Regions from separate parts of the Homo sapiens genome. Here region 2 is linked to region 1. Evidence: chromatin contacts called from ENCODE Hi-C or POLR2A ChIA-PET data. All regions are on one chromosome and are shown on one strand. Each heading gives the region's core, a stretch centred on a gene start or an enhancer-like site at or near the end of the contact. The rest is flanking DNA. Distances are from core to core; before and after follow the strand shown. Region 1 has its middle 35 kb from the start of EXOSC2. Region 2 holds the start of FIBCD1-AS1 (FIBCD1 antisense RNA 1).

Region 1 (7,567 bases), core at 3,156-5,655:
AACCTGGAGAAAGGAATAAGGACTTAAGCAGCTGTTAGTCATTTCCAGGAGAAAAACTAAATACACAGAGAAAATGAGTCCACCAGATTTGGTGAGAGGCCACAGGCAGCCACTGATATAAAAAAGATGAAAAGCAAGCTATTATAGATAAAGGATACTGCTGGCTCCACCAGGGGTCTCTCCACTGCTTAACAAAGAAGATCAGGTTGAGTAAATGTCCCCTTTCCTCAGCCGGTTCCCTGGACCCATTCCACACTGTTTATTCAAGCCATAACCATTCTCCCAAGCAGATGGCCAGTGGTGGTCCTCAGGAATATAAATTAGACACAAAGAGCCTTTTGTTGGCTATGTTGTTCCTGGCTCTCTTACCCCAGACTGACACAGTACCTGATACAGAACAGGCACTTAGTACTTGTTCAATGCCTGAACCTGCCAAACAAGTAGATTCAACTGCGTATTCACTAAGTAGCTAGTCTGTTAAAAAAAAATACTGTTCGATCCATGAAAATGTATAAACATGGTCTCCACTATCAAGGGACAAGTACTGAGTGTCAAAGAAAAATACAATTGGAAAAAAAAAAAGAATAGAGAAAGGTGAATTGGAAAGAAGCAGCAGGTATTTTGAAAGTTGAAAATTTGAAACAATTGACAGGAATCATTTAGCCTTTATCATTAACAGAAAAAAAAAAGTTTCCTGAAATAGCTTTCTTTCATCAATAAGAATTCTTTATATTCTATTATTCATTTCTAGGATCAAAGAAACCTATAGATTTAGTGCAATCAGAGAAGAAAATCCTTAAGGGTATTTCTGTTTGGGTATGGAAGCTGATAAAACCCACTCTAAAATGTATATGGAAATACAAAGGAGCAAGCCAAGACAATATTGAAGAACAAAACAGGAGGCCTTATTCTACCAGGCATTAAGATTTATTTTAAAGCTACAGTAATACATTGTAATACTGGTGCAAGGAAAGACAAACAAATTAACAGGAAGGAGTTCCCCAGCAGATCCACACGTACATGTATACCTGATTTACACAGCAGCAGATGTTCTTTTCAATTAAACAGCTAGGTCAATATGAGGGAAAAAATGAACCTTCGCCCCTACACAGAAAAAACAATTCCAGGCCAACTATAAACATGAGATGTAAGAGAGTGAAACTTCTTTGTGACCTTAGGGTAGACACAAAGATTTCTTACACAGACCACAAAAAAAGTACTAACCATAAAAGATTAAATTAGACTAAGTCAAAATTAAGGTTTATCAAAGACACCATTAAGAGAGTGAAAAAGCAGCCGGACGCAGTGGCTCACGTCTGTAACCCCAGCACTTTGGGAGGCCAAGGTGGGTGGATCACCTGAGGTTAGGAGTTCAAAACCAGCCTGGCCAACATGGTGAAACCCCTTCTCTATTAAAAACACAAAAACTAGCTGGGCATGGTGGTGGGCGCCTGTAATCCCAGCTACTCGGGGGACTGAGGCAGGAGAATCTCTTGAACCTGGGAGGCGGAGGTTGCAGTGAGCCGAGATCACACCACTGTAATCCAGCCTGAGTGACAGAGCAAGACTCTGTCTCAAAAAAAAAAAAAAAAAAAAAAAAAAGAGAGATAGAGTGAAAACGCACAATGGCTATAATTATGTAAATAAAGAGTGAAAAGGTGAACCACAAAGTGTAAGAAAATAGTCATAATAAATACACCCAACGAAGGACCTGTATTGAGAGTACACAGGCTAGGCACGGTAGCTCACACCTGTAATCCCAGCACTTTGGAAGGCCGAGGTGGGTGGATGGTTTGACCTCAGGAGTTTGAGACCAGCCTGGGCCACATGGTAAAACCCCAACTCTACAAAAAATGCCAAAATTAACCAGAAGTGGTGGCACACACCTATAGTCCCAGCTACTCAGGAGGATGAAGTTGGAGGACCGCTTGAGCCCAGGAGGTCAAGGTTGGAGTGAGCCGAGACTGTGCCACTGGACTCCAGCCTGGGCAACAGAATAAGACTCTGCCTCAAACAAAGAAAAAAAAAGGAAAAAAAATATAAATAACTCCTAAAAATCAATGAGGAATAAACATAAATAGAAAAATGGACAAAAGAGGTGAACTGGCAAGAGATACATAGGTACACATATATTCCAAATGGCCAGTAAACATATGAAAAGGTGCTTAACCTCATGAGTCATCAAAGAAGAGCAAATTAAGGCTGGGAGATACTACTGCACAACTACCTGCAAGGCTAACATTTAAAAGTCTGGCCGGAGGCTAGGCGCGGTGACTCACGCCTGTAATCCCAGCACTTTGGGAGGCCGAGGTGGGCGGATCACCTGAGGTTGGGCGTTCGAGACCAGCCTGATCAACACAGAGAAACCCCGTCTCTACTAAAAACACAAAATTAGCTGGGTTTGGTGGCACATGTCCATATTCCAGCTACTCGGGAGGCTGAGGCAGGGGAATCACTTGAACCCAGGAGGCGGAGGTAGCGGTCAGCTAAGATTGCACCATTGCACTCCAGCGTGGGCAACAAGAGCAGAATTCCATCTCAAAAAAAAAAAAAAGTCTGGCTGGGCGCAGTGGCTCACGCCTGTAATCCCAGCACTTTGGGGGGCCAAGGCAGGTGGATCACTTGAGGTCAGGAGTTCGGGACCAGCCTGGCCAACATGATGAAACCCTATCTACCAAAAATGCAAAAAAAAAAAAAAATAGCCTGGTGTGGTGGTGCATGCCTGTAGTCCCAGCTACACAGGAGGCTGAAGCAGGAGAATCGCTTGAACCCAGGAGGTGGAGGTTGCAGTGAGCCAAGATCACACCACTGCACTCCAGCCTGGGCGACAGAGTGAGACTCCATCTTAAAAAAAAAAAAAGAATATGCAGAATTGAACTTCTGCTTCTGTCCATAATGCAGTAAAAGTGGTATTAGATATCCTTTTGTCCTAAACAACTGTATGGCTGAATAAAATATTTGAGACGACTGTTTTCAGGCATTAGATGACAGGCAAGGCAAGGCAAGGCTGTGACCCTTGAGGAAAGAGAAAAACATAAGGTAAGTTGCATGTTGCTTCCAACTTCCTGCCTGGGGCACCTTCCCAAACACAGTGCAGGGAGATGAAACCTAAACTGACAGCAGCCATCTCTGTGAACTGAGGAAGCAAAGACTTGGATTTGAGGATGCTGAGGCAGGTAGAATTTGTAGGGCAAGAAATCTGAGAGAAGATGAGGGCATGGGTGGGGTGACAGAACACAGAGGTAGGCAGAAGAAGGTGGGAGGCATCCTGTGGGTCCATGGCTTCCAGATTCTATGCAGTTTAGCAGACAGCGGTGGCTGTGAGGCTGAGAACTGCACAGACACAGAGGTTTCACAGTGCTGGAAGACATTCAAGTACCAGTTCATCCAGGGTGGAGAGACTTTGCTGAGCACCTCTGTTATTTTGTTTCGACCCCAAAAAGGCCAAGCATTAAGTCTAAAGAGTACCCTCTATTCTAAGGGCCGGGTGTCTGGACCAAGGATAAACCCATACTAACAAAGCATAAAACCAAACCTGGCAGGGTCAAACTAACTTAACGACCAGTCACTTACAGTAATTTAAGTAACTACAGTAACCTAACTACTTGTCAAAACAAAATGAAAACTTCTTTAAAGAAAGATAACAAGATTGAGAATCCCTACAATATAACACCCACATGTCTGGCATACAATCAAAATTATTTAACATGCAAAAATGCAGGAAAATCTGACTCATAATGTACAGAAAAAGCAATCAATAAAAACAGACCCCAAGATGACTCAGATATTTAAATTAGCAGGCACGGTCTTTATTACAAATACCTTCTAGGATTTAGAGGAAAAGACAGGTCTAATGAATGAAAACATGGTGAATCTCAGCAGAAAAATACAAACTATAAAAAAAAAAAACAGGCTGGGCGCAGTGGCTCATGCCTGTAATCCCAGCACTTTGGGAGGCTGAGGCGGGTGGATCACAAGGTCAGGAGATTGAGACCATCCTGGCTAACACGGTGAAACTCCGTCTCTTCTAAAAAAACATACAAAAAAATTAGCCGGGCGTGGTGGCAGGCGCCTGTAGTCCCAGCTACTCAGGAGGCTGAGGCAGGAGAATGGCATGAACCCAGGAGGTGGAGCTTGTAGTGAGCCAAGATCACTCCACTGCACTCCAGCCTGGGCGACAGAGCAAAACACTGTCTCAAAAAAAAAGGAAAGAAAAGAAAAAAAAAAAAAACCAGCCAGGTACAGTGGCTCACACCTGTAATCCCAGCACTTTGGGAGGCGTAGGAGGGCAGATTGCTTGAGCTCAGGAGTTCAAGACCAGCCTGGGTAACATGATGAAACCCCGTCTCCACAAAAAAAAAAAAAAAAAATCAGCTGGACATGGTGGCGCATGCCCATAGTCCCAGCTACTCAGGAGGCTGAGGTGGGAGAACAGCTTGAGTCTGGGAGACGGAGGTTGCAGTGAGCTATGATTGCCACTGCACTCCAGCCTGAGTGACAGAGTGAGATCTTGTCTCCAAAAAACAAACAAACAAAAAAAGAGGCAAAAACTGAGAGTATTTATAGTTATATTTTCATTCTAAATATTGTTCCTTTTCTAAATATTCTACCTTTTCTTTTTCTTCATTAGTCTTACCAGAAGTGTGCCTAGATCAATAATATTTTTCAAAGTTAGCTTTTGGTTTTATTGATCATTTCCATTCTTAATTTGTTTTTATTTTTATTATTCTCTTCTGTGTACTGTGGGATTACTTTGGTTCTCTGGCTTCTTGAGTTACATGCTTAGTTCTCTTGTTCTTGTTCAGTCTTTCCTGTTTCCTAATAAATGCTTTTTTTTGGGGGGGGGGGGCGGTGTCTCACTCTGTCACCCAGGCTGGAGTGCAATGGCGCGATCTCGGCTCACTGCAACCTCTGTACCCCGGGTTCAAGGGATTATCCTGCCTCAGCCTCCCGAGTAGCTATAGGCAGCTGCCACCAAGCCCAGCTAATTTTTGTATTTTTAGTAAGAGACAGGGTTTCACCATCTTGGCCAGGCTGGTCTTGAACGCCTGAACTTGTGATCCACCCACCTCAGCCTCCCAAATTGCTGGGATTACAGGCGTGTGCCACCACGCCCGGCGGAATAAATGCTTTTAAGAGTAAAAGAAGTGATAGAATTAAAGGAAAAAATAAACGAATATATCATTATAGCTGTTGATCTTCAGCATCACTCTCTCAGTAAAAAAGAGAGATACCGCCAGGCACAGTGGCTCACACCTGTAATCCCAGCACTTTGGGAGGCCCAGGAGGGCAGATTGCTTGAGCTCAGGAGTTCAAGACCAGCCTGGGTAACATGGTGAAACCTTGTCTCTACAAAAAAAAAAAAACCTCAGCAAAGCTATAGATGAAGTAAGTACAAAATAAAAAGTAAGAATATAGAAGATGTTTAAACAAAAGCATGAAACAACTTGATTTATAGAAAACTACATGCAACAACACAAACTTTTTTCAACTACAAATGGAACATTCACTAAGACAGGTTATATGCTGGGCCATAAAATTAGTCTTGGTAAATGTCAGAAGACTGAAATTCTACAGAAGATGTTCTCTGACCACAATGAAATTAAATTAGAAACCAAGATATCTAGAATTCCCAAATACTTGGAAATCAAACACTTTGATAATAACACATGAAAACTTATGTGATGAACTTATGTGATAGAGCTAACGCAGTGTTTAGTAGGAAATACACAGCTTTAAATGCCTATGTTGGACAAGAAGGGTTTGGAATCGATCTAAATTTCTACTTTAAGAAGCTAGAAATAAAGAACAAATTAAACCCAAAGTAGGCTGGGTGCAGTGGCTCACGCCTATAATCCCAGCACTTCAGGAGGCCAAGGCAGGAGGATCGCTTGAAGCCAGGAGTTTGAGACCATCCTGGGCAACATAGCAAGACCCTATCTCTACAAAAAAAAATTTTTTTAAGTAAAAGAAAGAAAATAAAGAGCAGAAATCAATAAAATGGAAAACAATTGAGAAAGTTAACAAATTTTTTTTGAAAAGATTAATAAAATTGGTAAACCCTCAGCAAAACTAACTGAAAAGGTGTGTGTGAGAGAGAAACAGAGAGAAAAAACACAAATTACCAATGTGAGGAATGGAAAAAGCATATCACCACAGACCCTATAGACATTAAAAGGATAACAAGGGAATATTAAAAACAAAAACAAGGGAAACTAATCGATGGTGCTAAAACGTAAGACAGTAGTTATCTCTGAGGAGGAGGAAGGCAGGAGTGAAACTGGAAGGGGGCACAAGGCTTTCTGAGGTGTGCTCACAATTTTCTACTTCTTAAGCAAGATAGTGGAATGCAGAGGTATTCATTTGTGATCATTCATCAAGCTGTACATTCAATTTGTGCCCCTTTCTGTATGCATATTACACTTTTTTAAAAAAAATATTAAAATATCAGGTCGCGCAAGGGAGCTCAATCCTGTAATCTTAACACTTTGGGAGGTTGAGGCAGGAGTATCACCTGAGCCCAGGAGTTCAAGACCAGCTTAGACACCATAGCAAGACTCTGTCTCTATAAATTTTTTTTTTAAATTAGCCAGGTGTGGTAGTGCACACCTGTGGTCCCAGCTACTCGAGAGGCTGAGGTGGGAGGACTGCCTGAGCCCGGGAGGTCAAGGTTGTAGCAAGCTTGAACTCCTGGGCTCAGGCAATCACACCACTGCACTCCAGTCTGGGAGACAGAGTGAGACTGTCTCAAAAAAAAAAAAAAAAAAAAAAAAAAACCACCATACACAAGTTCCACCAACAGATGGACAAAATTTGGTGTGTATATATATATACACACACAATGGGATATTATTCAGCCTTAAAAAAGAAGAAATTCTGATACACGTAACAACAGATGCACCTTTAAAACATGCTAAGTGAGGCCAGGCACGGTGGCTCATGCCTGTAATCCCCGCACTTTGGGAGGCCTAGGCAGGCGGATCACCTGAGGTCAGGAGTTCGAGACCAGCCTGACCAATATGGAGAAACCCCATCTCTACTAAAAATACAAAATTAGCCAGGCATGGTGGCACATGCCTGTAATCCCAGCTACTTGGGAGGGTGAGGCAGAAGAACTGCTTGAACCTGGGAGGCAGAGGTTGCAGTGAGCCGAGATCGCGCCATTGCACTCCAGCCTGGGCAACAAGAGCAAAACTCCGTCTCAAAAACAAACAAACAAACAAACAAAAACACTAAGTGAAATAAGCCAGACACAAAAGGGCAAATATTGTATTATTATAGTTATATGAAGTCCTAGAATGAGCAAATTCATAGAGAGAAAAAGCATAAAAGTGGTTACCAAGAAGTGGGGAAAGAGGGAAATGGGATATTATTTTTTAATGGGTACAGAGTTTCTACTTAGGATGATGAAAAAGTTCTGAAAATGGATAGTGATGATGACTGCATCACTGGGAATATACTTAATGCCACTGAGTTATACACCTAAACAGGTTAAAATGGTAACTTTTCTGTATATTTTACCACAATAAAAAAATAAACACAGAAGGGAGATGACAAAGGGAACGTT
Region 2 (7,567 bases), core at 5,068-7,567, 210 kb before region 1:
CATGGGAACTTTCTAGGGTGACAGAAATATTCTCTTTTTTTTTTGAGACAGAGTCTCACTCTGTCATCCAGGCTGGAGTGCAATGGCGTGATCTCGGCTCACTGCAACCTCTGCCGCCCAGGTTCAAGCAATTAATTCTCCATGCCTCAGCCTCCTGAGTAGCTGGGATTACAGGCACCTGCCACAGCGCCTGGCTAATTTTTAGTAGAAGTAGAGACGGGGTTTCACCATATTGGTCAAGCTGGTCTTGAACTCTTGACCTCGTGATCCACTCGCCTCGGCCTCCCAAAGTGCTGGGATTACAGGCGTGAGCCACCGCATCCGGCCATTTTTTTTTTTTTTTTTTTTTAGGCAGGCTCTTTCTCTGTCATCCAGGCTGGAGGGCAGGGCAGTGGCATGATCATGGCTCGCTGCAGCCTCGAGCTCCTGGACTCAAGGGACCAGTCTTCCCAGTAGCTGGAACCACAGGCACACGCCACCACTCCCAGCTAATTTTTTCTGTTTCTTGTACAGACGGATTCTCACCATGTTGCCCAGGCTGGTCTCAAACTCCTGAGCTCAAGCAATCCTCTCGTCTGGGCTTCCCAAAGTGCTGGGATTCCAGGTGTTAGTCACCACGCCTGGCCACATTTTGTGTCTTGAATGGCATGGTAGTCAAAACTCCCCAGTGTTACCCTTAAGATGTGTCCATTTTAATATATGTAAATTTGACTTTAAACTTTAAGAAAGAAAATAAAAGTAGGCATTCGAGAAGAAGAGACTTTTGCTTCCAACAATATGGCAGACCAGACACCCAAACAAAAACTTGGATACAATAACTTGGATCCTTTTCAAGGTACAGCCAAATAGGAAACAAAGAGCAGCGTGAAACCCAGAGCAGCTGGGGCTGAAGCCATGGAGGCCCAGGGCATCACCAGTTATGGGCACCATGTCCTTGCGTGTCATGGCCCAGGACACAGGCCTTAGGCCCCAAGGAGGCAGGGAGTCAGACCCAACATAAAGCCAGGGCCACACCCTCAGTGAACTGACAGAGTAGGAAAATTCTCTCTGCAGGAGAAAAAGGAAGATGACAAGGAAACTAGGAAGATGACAAGGAAAAAACTTCCCCCATAAATTAATAACCACAGGCCTGTTCTCATGAATATTTTGGATCTGAATTTATTCTACATGCAAGATGGGAACTAAACTTCAAGCAGTCTTGGGTTTGGAGTGTCTTCTGGTGCCTCGTGGAAGTATAAGCTCACCCCCCAGGGAGAGACGGACTCCCAGCCTAGACACACCGATTCCCACGGATAAAGCTCTGACAAAGATGGAACGCGCAATGCAAAATTGCAAAACACGTGACACAACAAGCCACCATACGTGAGAGCTGGAAGAATTAACAGCAAACAGGATTTGCACCCCGGGGACTTCAGATGGTGGAATTCTGGTAGACAGACTCTAAAAGAAGGATGAGAAGAAGACACAGCATTTTTGAAAGTTTGTCCTCTTGTCTGTTGGTCGGGATGCGGCCACCAGTTGTATTCAGACTTCCATGCAAGAATTTCATTTACTACACCCAGTTCCTCTCATTCAACAAGAAACATTTGCACCCCAAGTGTTAGCTGTCCAGGGATCCCCAAATTCTGCATCTGTGAGATTAGAATGTGTCTCTAAAATGCAGGTTGAAGTGATACAAGCTCAGGTAATCCCTCCTCAACCCCTGGTTGGATTTCCTGCTCAGTCTGAATTCTGGGTCCCAATAGGACCCCTCTTCTCCCCTCCCCACCTGTGCTGGACAGCTCCTTCTTCCCTTCCTGGACTTTGGTGTGGGGCAGGGCCCACTCTTTTCATTTCCCCAAACCATCACCAACACAAGACTACTGAGCAGGGAGGACTTTATACCAAGGACTGAAGGATAACGTATGGGATTCTGCAGCATGACACTGAAAATCACTTTCCATGCAAGAGCAAACATCCCCTGGTGTGTATGGCGTCAGTGCTGTGGTTCCCAGCACTGTGGTCCCTCCCCGGAATCCCAACTGCCTGGGGACTCTGCCCCCCACCTCATGCTCTCTCCCCTCCACCCCTCCACCCTTCCACCCCTCCACCCTTCCACCCCTCCACCCCTCCACCCCTCCACCCCTCCACCCTTCCACCCCTCCACCCTTCCACCCCTCCACCCTTCCACCCCTCCACCCTTCCACCCTTCCACCCCTCCACCCCTCCACCCCTCCACTCTTCCACCCCTCCAGCCCTCCACCCCTCCAGCCCTCTACCCTTCCACCCCTCCACCCCTCCACCCCTCCACCTGGGCATTTCTTGCTGGGTTTCCTGCAGCTTCTCCTCCCAGGTCAGCCCCTGAGCCTCTGCTTTTCACACCTAAATAGTCCATCAGGATGTTCTGCTGAAAAAAGAAAAAAAAAAAAAGCCAGTTTTCTCCCTAAGAGGAACTCTGCATCCAGCTTTTAAAATCACGTTTCCCCTTCCTGCTCTGCATTTATTGAGCACTGACTGTGTTAGAAGACCTTCGGTAAGTGCTAGGGACACAAAGACAGAACTGGCAGGTGCTGTCCTCACCCGGAGTGACCACGTTGTCCTGCTCCGGGGTTCTAGCCTCAGTCTTGACAGCCCAGCCTCGGACACATCGCAAGATGCCACACACAGCATCCCAGTGGGCTCAGGGCACAGACGCACCACCCATGCACCCATGAATTGACACACAGGCTGCACACACACACACACACACACTCACACACATTCTCTCCGTGCTAATTCTCGCCTTTGATCACGGCCTCTCGTCTGTCATCACCACTCAATGTTGACAAAGCAAAATAAAAAGAAAGAAAGAAAGAAATTCGCCCTGTCACTTGGACTCCCCCCCGACCCCGACCAGGCTTGGCAGCCCCCACCCCCACCCCCGCCTTTGTATTATGGGTTTATGTCAAGGTATGTTGGATTCTAAATTAAATGTCAGCCCACTGTACATTTCTGGCTCCAGCCGCAGAAAATGAGGAGCTGGCGTTGGAGACCATCCAGTCATTCAGCTCCCCGTGCCTAACCGTGAGGGGTGACAAGCCCATTGAATCACTGCACAGTAGTTTTCCACGCCACAGAAGCCAAGATACATTTATTTTTAATGATAAATGTGACTGTCAGAGTCAAGTTGAAACAGCTTTATGGCGAGAGCTGAGTACCCTTGGCAGTGCGGGGCAGAGGCTGAGTGGATGGGGACCAGAGGTCCCGACCTTCTGGCCAGCCAGTCCCCCAGGCCCCGAGAGACTGGCACATTGGCTATTCTGCCCACGTCCGCTAAGCCCTGCTGCATGCTGGCTCAGCACGCTCACCGGGTGGCTCAGGCCCAGCTCTGGCAGACGAAGAGGCACCGAGGTATTGAAGAAAGAGAGATAGTCTCTGGAAGTGCACACACTAGGGTTCAAATTCTGCCCCACCGGCCAGGCGCAGTGGCTCATGCCTATAATCCCAGCACTTTGGGAGGCTGAGGTGGGCAATTCATGAGGTCAAGAGATCGAGACCATCCTGGCCAACATGGTGAAACCCTGTCTCTACTAAAAATACAAAAATTAGCTGGGCGTAGTGGCGTGTGCCTGTAGTCCTAGCTACTTGGGCGGCTGAGGCAGGAGAATCGCTTGAACCCGAGAGGTTGCAGAGAGCCAGTGAGCCGAGATTGCGTCACTGCACTCCAGCCTGGCGACAGATCGAGACTCCGTGTTAAAAAAAAAAAAAAATTCTGCCCCACCAATGGCTGTGTGGTCTTGATTGAGTTACTTAACCTCTCTGAGCTTCTGTTGCCTCATCTAGAAAATGAGGCTATTAATAACACTTACAGGTCTTGGGTGAGGATTACTTGAAATAAGATGGTATTGTTAATGGTATTGCTGTATCCAGCACATGGAAATGTTTGGTAAATGGTAATTCCATATTGATTTTTTTTTTTTGAGACAGTCTCACTCTGTCGCCAAGGCTGGAGTGCAGTGGCACGATCTCGGCTCACTGCAACATCTGCCTCCCAGGTTCTAAGTGATTCTCCTGCCTCAGCCTCCGGAGTAGCTGGGATTACAGGAGTGCACCACCACACCTGCTAATTTTGTATTTTTAGTAGGGATGGGGTATCACCATGTTGGCCAAGCTGGTCTCGAACTCCTGATCTCAGATGATCTACCTGCCTCGGTCTCCCAAAGTGCTGGAGTTACAGGTGTGAGCCACTGTGCCTGGCCCCATATTGATCGTATCATCTTATTAATTACACAATTACCCAGGTCATGTAATTTACCTTTCTGAATCAGTTTCCTCATCCACAAAGTGGGGACAATAGTATTCACTTATTAGGGGGCTGGGAGGATATGAGGTGCCCAGCACAGCGCTGAGCGTGAGGGTGCTTCCAACAGGTGGCTGTTGGTCACGGCTGGCACCCTGAATGTTGTCCCCCTATGTCCCTTGCTGCTCTTCCTTGTCTCCCCATGGACTATTTTTCCACCCCTCCCATGTCGCCGTACTGCCTGCCCTGCACCCACTCCCTGCTAAGGGAGGGGTCCTGCATTAGGGCCCCAGCAGCCATGCCCCCACATTGGACCTGACCAAGGTCTGATGGGTTGGTACCTGACCAAGGACAGCTGTCTTTGGCCATCTGCCACTTATGATTGATATGCCTGGTTCAGTCCTAGATAGGAGTTGCCCATTGGTGGGGCCATCATATCCAGGTGGCCTTGGAAAGGCAAAGTAGGAACAGGCAGAATTGGTGAGCCAGAAAGAGGAAGGTGAGGGGATGCGCAGAGAGTGAACAAGTTACCAGGCAACCTCGAGTCTAATACCATGCAGCCTCCCGGTCCTGTGTTCTGGCACCCTGAGGTGCTGGCTCGTCCCTGACAAGGAATGCTCAGTCTTGGGCTGGCTGGAAAGCCCTGATTCTGTCCTGTCCCACCTGCTGAGCACAGCCCAGCTCGCCCCCAGTGCTCTGTGGTCATCAGCCTTGTCAAAGGGAAATCCGAGGGTGGAGGGCCTGTCTGCTCTGTGGGGTCGGCTGCCCTTTCTCTCGCACAGATCTTGGCTGTGGGTCAGCACTGGCTTCTGGGATCCACTTCCATTTTATTCCTCTCCACCAATTCGGAGGCTCCAGTGAATGGGGGCGGCCCTCCCTTCTTCCAGAACGATGTCCTAAGTGTGTCTGCTGAGTGCAGTGTGTAAAGCGCTGAGCAGACGCCTGCAGGCTCATGCCAGTCCTGCATCACGGCTGACCCTTCTCCTGGGGTGTTGAGCAGAGGCGTCAGCACAGAGGGGGTGACAGAGTGAGGCCCGCTCCCGAAGACACACACGTAAGGCACTCCCGCAGGCTGAACCTGTGGCTGAGCAGGTGAGATGATTCAACCTCCAACCTCCTCCAACACTCCCAGCAGGAGCCGCTAGGTGGCCCCCGCTCACCTGTCCAACCGCGCTTCTGCAGGCCCGGGAGGCGATCCTCCAGAGCGTCCTCCGGTCCTCCGGTTTGCACCTGCCCAGGTACGCCCGGGTCACTCCCCTAGCTCCGCCTTCCCTTCTGCGGCCCCGCCATTGGAAATGCCTTTCCTTCAGCACCCAGACTTCTGGATGCTGCCTTCATGGGCCTTGGGGGCGGGCTCACACCCCTCCATCCCAGGATGCCTCCCTGACTACTCTGAGCACATCTCCAAGACCTCCTCCGTTGGTCCTTAGCACCCCTCCCGTGGGTTCTCAGTTCAGCCCCCCACCCCCGCTCCACCCCCCAGGGTGATCTTTCATCTGTGCACAAATGCGTCTGGAGTTTACATCCTCTCGCCAAACTGTGGAGTCAGAGCCTTGCATTTCCGCCACCTGCCCGCTTTGTGCCTGTAACTGCACAAGGGCCTGCAAACCTCGCCACTCCCCACCAATAGGCAAGTCCTTGTTTACGAGGAAACTGAGGCTTGGGGATGACGTGGAATCTGCCCAAGGTCACAGCAGGAACATCTGAGCCTTGCCCTGCTCAGGTGCTGTGATGCACTGTGGCAGAGCCCTTCTGAAGCGTGTGCAGTCAACCCTTTGGCTTACATGGGGAAACTGAGGCTCGGAGAGGTATGTTGCTTGCCCTCAGCCACACAGCCAGGGCCCTGTGCCCTCCACCACATCCTTCTTCCCAAGTCTGAGGGCCCTCTAGATCACCTGCTGACCCTCTTAATTCATAGGAAAGGCCGAGGGGCCAGAAAGGGCCAGAGGCCAGAATTGGAACCTGGGTCTCCTGACTCCCAGCCATTGCTGTGGGATCCTCTCCAACTCCCGGGCAGCCTCAGTCCGGGAAGCCGGGATCGGGCCGTAGGTGAGGCCAGCGGTTGTCCTGGAAGGAAAAGGCGGCTGGGGACAAACAGCCGGTGGTTTGTGAACCCAGCGCCTGGCGGGTGGCAGTCTCCTCGGATGGCACCGGGCCACAGGGTCCCCCGCTCCGGGGTCCAGGGAGTGCCCCAGCCCAGGCTGGACGCGGCCCCCACCCCCAACCAGTCTGCCCCGCCAGTGCCGGACGCGTAGAGGGATCGGGAGAGGGACGAAGATGGGGCGACAGACTGGCAGCCAGTGGGGGAGAGACGGAGACGGTGCCAGGGAACAGCGCGGCGGCCAAGGCGCCCCGGGAGCCGGAAAACAGCTTTGGGGAGAAGCGGGGGCGGGGAACGGGGGTCTGTCTGGAGCTGGGGGAGCAGAAAAAGATGGGGACGCAGAAAGGGGCGGAGGAGGGGCGGCCGGCGGGCTCGGCGGGGCGGCGGGAGGGGAGCGCGGCGTCGGGCAGTGTGGGCGCCTCCCGGTCAGAAGCCACAATAGCAGCTCGTTCGCCGCGCAGATTAAGGACTTTGTCAATTACCTCCGAAGGCCGCTCCGGGCGGATTAAATGCTTTTAAAAGTGCTGCTGGTGGGAAGGGGCAACTAAGAAGCCCCCTCCTGGCACAAATCCCCTCCCGGCGGAGGAGAAGGCGGGGGCTGGGACCACGCGGGGCGCGCCGGGGAGCGCGGGCGATCGGCCGGGAGCGCGGCCGAGCGCGGAGCGGCTGGTACTCGCGACCACAGCGCCGGCGGCTGTGGCAGTGGTGGGGACCCCCATTTCGCCCACGGGCCGCCCGGGCAAGGGGGCGTCGTGTGGGCTTTCCGACCGCGGGCGCGAGGGCACGGGTCTGCGGACGCGGACTGGGACGCCCACCGGCCAGGCTCACGCGTCGGGGTCCGGCGCAGGGAGGTCCCCGGGGGCTGGAGACCCCACAGCTGGGCGCACTTGCCCCGGGACCTGGACCCAGACCTCGGGGGCCCGCAGGGGGCGCACCCCACCGAAACTGCCCCCGGCGCAGCCTGGGTCTTGGGGCGAGCCCTGCGTCCTGAGCCGGGAGGGAGCCGGAAGGAGCGCCGCGCCACTCCCCGGAGACGCCGAACCGGCCGGCGGGGGCGCCCTCGGGGCCCGCCCCGCGCATGGTGACTTGTGTGAGTCCGGTCCGGGAGGAAGTTTGTGCAGAGGCGCCGCCGGGGGGCTCTCAGGCCCCTCCGGGAGCCAGCAGGAGCCGGGCCGCCCGCGGCTGTTTGCTGCCCTCCGGCCGGCCGC

Evidence for each region. A loop is a pair of places that touch in the nucleus more often than their neighbours do. ChIA-PET counts read pairs that join two places held with the same protein, here RNA polymerase II (POLR2A). Pooled maps may share reads with other maps.
Region 2: a map of PC-3 shows a loop between it and region 1 (4-fold over the local background). The contact joins the promoter of FIBCD1-AS1 here to the enhancer-like site in region 1. A Hi-C loop is called at or near these places in 8 of 168 maps with a recorded cell type or tissue (Caco-2, GM11168, OCI-LY7 and 5 more), 20 of 37 single-sample maps with no recorded cell type and 9 of 50 pooled maps. POLR2A ChIA-PET finds 5 or more read pairs at or near these places in 5 of 52 experiments (BJ, HepG2, K562 and 2 more).

The regions. Positions count from the first base shown.
Region 1 is chr9:130,725,034-130,732,600 of GRCh38, reverse strand. It overlaps a transcript of ABL1 not described here and the pseudogene RPL37P17. Among named protein-coding and RNA genes, the nearest start is that of EXOSC2, 35 kb to the right of the region's middle. RefSeq lists enhancers at 1,433-2,269, 2,270-3,106. Within about 2 kb of position 4,405, at least 4 of the 41 ENCODE cell types and tissues checked have a DNase peak (open chromatin) inside an H3K27ac peak, as active enhancers do; they include PC-3, where a contact is called at or near this core.
Region 2 is chr9:130,939,096-130,946,662 of GRCh38, reverse strand. FIBCD1-AS1 (FIBCD1 antisense RNA 1) reads right to left here and starts at 6,317. Exons shown (of 3, transcript XR_930398.3): 1 at 6,221-6,317; 2 at 2,291-2,383; 3 at 1,143-1,440. It overlaps FIBCD1 (fibrinogen C domain containing 1), which reads left to right and starts at 7,416. Exons shown (of 7, transcript NM_032843.5): 1 at 7,416-7,567. RefSeq lists silencers at 3,177-3,350, 5,267-5,561, 7,330-7,539 and enhancers at 5,119-5,338, 6,784-7,567.